Regions from separate parts of the Mus musculus genome. Here regions 1 and 3 are each linked to region 2. A link is a loop called in an ENCODE intact Hi-C map of the cell type or tissue named here. Cell type or tissue: heart. All regions are shown on one strand.

Evidence for each region. Hi-C counts contacts between places; a loop is a spot of excess contacts. Peaks named below come from ENCODE experiments on the same cell type or tissue, not always from the same donor. Only the 100,000 strongest peaks of a DNase experiment are listed, where the experiment ranks them.
Region 1: it touches region 2 in a loop (5-fold over the local background); 13 of 42 quality-filtered maps call a loop at or near these places.
Region 3: a loop joins it to region 2, with 3 times the contacts of the local background. A loop is called at or near these places in 11 of 42 quality-filtered maps.

Annotation. Positions count from the first base shown.
Region 1 is chr16:13,627,583-13,630,082 of GRCm38, forward strand. Parn (poly(A)-specific ribonuclease (deadenylation nuclease)) reads right to left here. Exons shown (of 24, transcript NM_028761.3): 15 at 2,001-2,043; 16 at 792-867. Among named protein-coding and RNA genes, the nearest start is that of Parn, 39 kb to the right of the region's middle. In heart, a CTCF peak has its summit at 980 (motif pointing left); no DNase peak of the experiment used is centred here.
Region 2 is chr16:13,445,557-13,448,056 of GRCm38, forward strand. Gm32817 (predicted gene, 32817) reads left to right here and starts at 2,396. Exons shown (of 4, transcript NR_169006.1): 1 at 2,396-2,500. It overlaps Gm53058 (predicted gene, 53058), which reads left to right and starts at 2,396. Exons shown (of 5, transcript NR_169187.1): 1 at 2,396-2,500. In heart, a CTCF peak has its summit at 1,127 (motif pointing right); DNase peaks (open chromatin) are centred at 1,725 and 2,445; H3K4me3 peaks cover 1,601 bases; H3K27ac peaks cover 1,317 bases.
Region 3 is chr16:13,531,658-13,534,157 of GRCm38, forward strand. No RefSeq gene overlaps it. Among named protein-coding and RNA genes, the nearest start is that of 2310015D24Rik, 12 kb to the left of the region's middle. In heart, a CTCF peak has its summit at 1,374 (motif pointing right); no DNase peak of the experiment used is centred here.

The DNA of each region.
Region 1 (2,500 bases), 180 kb after region 2:
AACAATGTAGTGCTTAAGTAAGACCCTAGACACCACCTGCTGAAGATCATTATTCCCCAGATCAATTATCCCATTACACAGTTACACACAGGGTATTGGTTTCCCTCCCTCTACCCAGTTCACATCGTAATTGGATTCTTGGACTATTACCCAGAAGGGAAGCAATGCTACCCTACTACCTGCATCACCAACTTCTGGACCATTAGTGCTGTGATCAGTGTCTTTGACCACAGCCCATAGAATGCTAACTGCAGGTCAGCAACTCAATGTGGGTAACAGGACGGAGGACACAGTGCCTCAACACAGGCTTTCCTCAGTGACATTGTTTAGCTCAGAGGACACAGGTATGCTCTCATCTAGGCAGCACGCCTAGTTCTTAGGTTTTCTGAGACCCAAAATGTATTTTCATTGCATCTCCAATGATCAGTCACTGACATACTGTCTATCTTCAAATAATGCACCAGATAAAAGGATACATCAAATTTTGGAAGAATTCTAAGCATTAGGAAATAAAAGCCTTAAAACTTTAATTGCCAAACATCACAGTAAATGGCTACCATAAAACTCTTAACATGATGTGGATATAGCTGGACATGGAACTAGAATACCATCATTATTCAGAAAGCAGCCATCTACCAAGGGCCTAGAAGTTAACCCAGCCAAAGTCCACAAATAACACATTACCATTTCCAAGACATTTCATATAACGTATTTGCATTTCCAAAGTTGAATATAACATATTAACATAGTAATTTCCAAAGTTTGATGGTTTTCGTGTTCAATATTCTTACCAACTTTGGGAGGGTCAAAAGGTGTCTCTTTCAACCGCTTTTCCAACTCTGCAAGGGATGTGTTGTTAATGATATCCTGCAAAGCAGTAAGCGGAGAATTAGGACATGTCATCTCAGCAAGAGACTAAGGAGAGCCAATTTAGGGTATCCACGTGGGAAATGCACGCCATACTGCCCTCTTGTGTCTCTTAAAAGAACAGAAGCCATTAGAACACATTTGTGAAAGGAACAAGTTCAAGGGTCACTACTCAAAGGTGATGAATGGAAAGACTTACAGGGTAAAACCTATAAACTCAGGCAGTGCTGGTGCTCACTTGTAATCCCAGCTACCTGGGAGGCTGAGGCAGCAGGAGGAGGAGTTTAAAGCCAACCTCATTACAAAAGCAAAATTTTGGGGATAAAACTGGCAGAGGGAAAAAAACTTCCATGTTGTTTGCTGAGGGGTTGGGGATGTCAGTACTTTGACAGGCACTGCAAAAAGGCTACAGGCAGTTCCATTGCTGGTAGAGACACAGAACTAGAAAGCACTGTCTTAACGTATTGTTCAGGAGGCTTCAGAAAGTCCTTGACAAGAATGTAAATAATTAACTAATTATCCTTATTAGAATATATGTCCAAATATGCAAAATAAGCAGGCAGGCAGAAAAAGGACAAACTGTCTGCAGGTATAAGCTATTGAATAACATACATGACAAGCTGCGCAGTGGTTGAGCACATCTTTAATTCCAGCACTTGGGAGGCAGACGCAGGTGGATCTCTGAATTCAAGGCCAGTCTGGTCTACAATGCAAATTCCAGGACAGCCAAGGCAGTTATACAGAGAAACCCTGTGTGTGTGTGTGTGTGTGTTGCAGGGTGGTGGTGGTGGGAAAAATAAAGATAACTTCACATTTTTATATTATTTCTGTTCTTTTCAAAATTCTCTCTTCTTCCTTTCTAATTTTTTAACGTGTCTGAAATCGCATTTAACTAGATCAGAATTCCAAAGCTATTTGTGGTCATACAAAAAATTTCAAAGAAAGCTGGACATGATGGCATACACTTGCACCAACCACATGGGAGGCAAAGGCAGGAGGGATCAGAAGTTCAAGGTTACTTCTATCAGCTACAGGGTGAGTTCAAGGCCTGCCTAGCATACCAAGAGTCTGTCTCAAACAAACAGAAATCTCAAATTATATCGTATGAGTGATAGTTCAGATTTAAATAATACCTTAAAAGGCTGTGTGCTGGCCATCAACTTAGTATCCAAGAGTCTGGAAACAAAATACATTTTAATAAGGTAAATAAAATATATATCAATATTGAAAATGTACTTTGTTAAAATATAAAATACTTAAAATGTTTCATAAATAAAACATATTCTTCACATATTAAATACTTTCATAAAACACATAGAAGTGGACAGATGAAACAAACACACTGGTCAGTGTGAACCGAGCGGCAATGTGGTTGATGAGCTGAGGACAGAGTCCCATCCTCTGGCTTCCTTCACTCACTGAAGTGTTGCATGCAGTCCATACTAAGCCAAAGGGACAGGTTCCGTACCTGTACCTGGAGGGAGGAGGCTAGCATCTATCTTGAAAGTGAGGCAGGCACTGCACATTTTACTGTTCTGTGGATCCACCCTTCCAGACTGCCACTGCCCACTGCCACCATCTGGTTTGCAGTCTGAACTCTTATGGAAGCCAAAGTCTGCATTGGGAAGTTTCC
Region 2 (2,500 bases):
TCTCTCTTCCAGTGCCTTCCTCCCTTCTGCTCATTTTCCTAAACAAAGATAGCTGGAGCTCCATTGTGTGCCAGTGGGGCCTGGTGCCAGGGCTCCAGAGCTGGAGAGAATGGATGGCTGCCCCGAGGCTCACAGATGAATGGGGCGGGGGTGCTGATACAAGGATACAATGTAATGAGAGAAGAACACGAGCTCAAGGCTGAAGCAGAGAGAGAAGGCTGGACTTGGAAGCAAAGAGTATGTACCCGGTCAGAAGCTAGGGAAGGTGGTCCAGTGGACTGAGCATCCCCAACCTGGAGGAGTTGGTGCTAAACCTCATCCCCCACCCCCAGATCACACACACAGATCGTTTACTTGCATTCATAGGTCTCCTTGTCTCTACATACAGCCTGTGAACTACATATTGAACTCCCCAGAGGCTCTCTGGGCCTCAGTCTCCCCATCTGTAAAGTGGGAGTTAAGCCAATGGCGGTGATGCATGCATAGAAGAAAGAAGCCACTTTGTAGACCTTTGGGGGGCAGATTTAAAAGAGGCTTTCTATTAGGAGTACTTAACAAAACCACTACCTAGGAGTACTACTAGGAGTACTTAACAAAACCACTACTCATTACTTGTCCTAGGTTGCATTGCCTGGAGAAGACTGAGCTGAAATCAGGAAGAGAGAAGGTACCAGGTCAGTAGGAAAGAGAAATCGGGCAATGTGTGTGTGGCATGGGGGAGGCCCCAGTCTGCTCTGTAGCTGAGCGACTCTCCTGCCATGCAGTGCCAGCTCAGGGTCTTGTTAAGGATGACCATGTTCTCTGTCTGTGGATGATGCTCAATATTCAACTCCAATTCAGGCTCTGCCGGAAACCAAGGGGTTAGCTGGTTAGATTGGTTAGATGCAGGAGGCAAAATAGACTCTGGTGGGGCAAGCAGGCTTCACCACTGAACGGGAAGGCCTGGCTTTTCTCAATCAGGCTTACAGTCTAAATGGCAGAGCGGTACCACTAAAGCAAAGGGAGAGGGGGCTACACGCGCGCGCGCGCACACACACACACACACACCTTGCACTCTCCCACTTCCCGTGGAATCAAGACTCTGGATTGGTGGATGTGCTCTTCTGAATGTGACAACAGTTGGCCAACAGAGGACAGCAGATACATTTTTTATGATCCCGGGAAGCTCAGTCCGGTCACGTTTTCACGCATAGAGCATAGGCTCTGGAGAGGAACAAGGCATGTCTTAGTTATTCGGATCCTCTTTGGCCAAGAAGAGTGATGGCATCTCTGACGATTCTGGGGGTCCTTGGAGAGGAGTGTGGAATGGTGATTTCAGGAGCCAGTTGAGTTAGGGAAAGCTCCCTTATGTTGAAACCAAAAGTACATTTTGGGGGACAGGGTGACAGAACCAGAGGCCATGACCTTCCTTTCCAGTGGAAAGTGTCCCCTTCCTGCCCCAGCCCTATTTCCAGAGCCTGGGGCTGCAAGAGTACCGGTGGACTCGGAAGGAGAAAGCTCAACCTTATGTTTAGGTGTGAAGGCGGGTGGGTTTGGGAGTAACTCTCCGGAACTGAGTGGAGCGGGTCCCTGACATTTAGATTGGGGGTCTTCCAAGGGACTTCGGTCGCCCCATGAAGAGATTTAAGACAGACAAGGAATGGGCGGAAGAGCTGGGGGCGCGGCTAGCTGCCTCTCCTGCTTGTGTGTGTGCGTGTGTGTGTGTGTGTGTGTGTGTGTGTGTGTGTGTGTGTGTGTTGGAGGAAAGTTGGGGGAAGGGCCCAAGGCGATCCCTGCGGCAGGCACCGGGAGTTCCCAAAAGAAGGGGGCAGACCGGAAGACGAGTCTGAATCTTAAGTGGATGCTCCCCCATTTCGGGCACCCCGGCTGCTTCCACCTCCAGCTCACCGATCCCTGGAATCCTGCCTGCTCCCTACTTCACCACCCCCAATCTCCCAGAGGGAGGCACAGTGGCAGTTTCGTCTCTTGGCACATTAAAAGTGGAGAGTCTTCTCCCTCCCCTAGTATGGGGAACCCTAGGATCTGTTGTGTCCCTCTCCGCAGCCCCTCGCAACGGTCGCAAGTGACATGGCCGGGCCGCATTTCTAGGAATGCGAGTGACCGCAACTGTATCTGGAGAGGGTTTCTAGGAAGGTATTCCCCACCCACCCACCCAGCCACCCCCACCCACCCAGTCACTGGGGCGGGCGAGCTCCGCTGGAAAGCTCTAGCCTTCTCCACGGCCGGCCTGAGGAGCCGCCTCCCTAGCACGGCCAACCCTCGGCCGTCCCTGCCCCCGCCCCCGGCCGGCCACTGGACTGGGGGGAGGGGGCAGGGGCCAGGCCCCGTGGGGGGGCGGGGGCCGCCCGGGTGGGGGCGCGGCTTTGTGGCGGGTGCGGAGGCGGGGTGCAGCCCCGTGGGCACCGTGCGCTGCTCGAGCTTGCAGGAAAGCCTGTCTCTCCGAGTGTGGCTGGGGAGGGGGCTGGGTTTCTTTTTGTTTCTAGAAGTCCCCTTCACCCTC
Region 3 (2,500 bases), 86 kb after region 2:
TCACCCTGGGCTTCCTGTGCATGGGCACTGAGCAAGTCTTTACTTACATACCCAGGCTGGCTTGTGTGGCTGTGGCTGAGCTTGATCTAGGGTTCCCTTGGTTCTCATTAAAAAAAATCAACATGAGCCGGGCGTGGTGGTGCACGCCTTTAACCCCAGCACTTGGGAGGCAGAGGCAGGCGGATTTCTGAGTTCAAGGCCAGCCTGGTCTACAAAATGAGTTCCAGGACAGCCAGGGCTCTACAGAGAAACCCTGTCTCGAAAAAACAAAACAAACAAACAAACAAACAAACAAAATCAATATGAAGACTCCTCCCTCCCCCAACCCTTGCACGCATGTGTGTGTTTGGGGGGGGGGGTACAAGGGGACAGACAATCTTGGTGTTAGTTCTTGCTTTCTACCTTGTTGGAGTCAGGGTCTCTGAATGTTCACTCCCTTGTATGCTAGGTTAGATGGCATGAGCTTCCAGGGATTCTCCAGCCTTTGCCTCTCAGCTTACTGTTGCTGTTCGGGGTTGATACTATATCCAGCTGCAGGTGGGAATGGGGATTCAAACTTAGGTCCTCCCCACTGAGCCATCGCCCAGCCCAGTAGCCTCTGATTTTATCAAACACAGCTTAAAAGCCCCCCATCATTAACAAAGTACTCTTTCTTGTTGTTCCTTTCTTCTTTGACAAGAATTATCCTAAATAAAACATCCTTTTGAAAACCTTTAAATTTGTTGTTATTACTATTATTTAGTGTGTGTGTGTGTGTGTGTGTGTGTGTGCGCGTGCGCGCTCACGCCAAGGAGCACATGTGAAGGTCAGAGGGCAACTCTGTGGAGCTAGGTCTCGCTTCCACACTTTTATATGAGTTTCAGGGATCAAACTCAGGTGGTCAGAGCTGCCATTCATTCATTCATTCATTCATTCATTCATTCTTCTGTCCAGTTACTCATTTGTGTGAGGCAGTCTCACTGTGCGGCTATCTCAGCACCACACATGGCAAACATGTCCATTCAACAAAAACAAAACCCTGTGTAGCTGAAAGCACAGCACTCACCAGAGAGCCAGCATCAAGTGCTTCTCAAGTTCATGTGTCTAGCTTGATAGACACAGCCAAGCAGCTGATGGAAAGCTGAGCTCACGCTAGCAAACACCAGACAACTTGGAGGGGAAGTGACTCCCAGCTAGCAGGAACAGGAAACAGCTTTCTGCTATTTTATTCCCCATTCCCAACAAAATTATGACACACCAGGGCATTCTGCATTACTGTAAAAAAATGACTGAAGTAATGACATTAAAAAGTATTCCTTTGTATTTTATGTTTACTGGTGTTTTGCTTGCATGCATGTTTGCACACCATGTTCATACACTGCCCATAGAGGCCAGAAGAGGGCATCAGATCCCCTGGAATTAAAGACAGTGTGAGCTGCCATTTGGATGCTGGAAATTAAACAAACCTGGGTCCTCTGGAAGAATAGGCAGTGCTCTTAACCTCTGAGCCACCTCTCCAGCCCTCCATGGAATCTGTCATGAGATTGAAAACCCAAGTCATTCACAGATATTAAACTGTTTCAAAGTATCAGTGATTCCCAGGTTGGGACAGATGGCTCAGCCTGGCCTCTGTGTAGCCAAGTGTTACAGCCTGATCCCTCCCAAGATCAAGGTTAGTGCAAAGACATTGCAGGTGAGAAGGGCACGTGCAGGGCACCCAGACTTGGCCACTTAGCAATACGAACAGCAGCTTCTGAAATGCACACCCAGCACCCACACTGATTCCCCACTAAAGTACCAAAGCCTCTACTGATGGTGCTACAAGGACAAGACATCCCTATGGAGGAAGGGAGCAAGATCCAGCCTCACCAGACACTAAAGTTACCCTGAGGCGAATGGTACACTTAGACATGACTGCGCCCATGTCTCCAGAAGGAAATACTAAAGGGCAGTTTTACCACTTTAGAGTGTCTTAGGGTACAGGGTAAGAATCTATCCATCAAAATTAAAATAAGACCAAGGTAATGAATGGCCCAGTGGGTTCAGTACTCGGTGCACAAGAGTGAGGACCAGAGGCAGGTGTGGTGGCACATCTGTCTGTAATCCCAGTGTTGACAGGGCAAATCCTGGGGATCATTGGTCAGTCTGCTTAACCCAAATCATGAGCTCTAGGCTCAGTGACAGACCCTGTCTCAAATAAGACGATAGAGGAAGATTCTTGAAGTCAACCTCTGAGTTGAAGTCAACATGTACGTTTGCAAAGAGGAGCACACACCTTTTTTTTTTTTTTAAAGGGGAGCTGCAAGCCATACATTGGGATGAAACAACTGCAGAACATCTGATGAAGAAAAGATACTGTGAGTACGTACCTCACATTAGGCATCTGAGAAAAGGCTGACGTGGTCATTGCATGCAGTGCACCCCTACCCAGAGGCTAAGTCAAAGACCAATTCCAGGAAATGTTGGCAAATAAAGGAAGTCCTGGGACTTCCCAGGTTTTTTGTAATGACATAAATACACT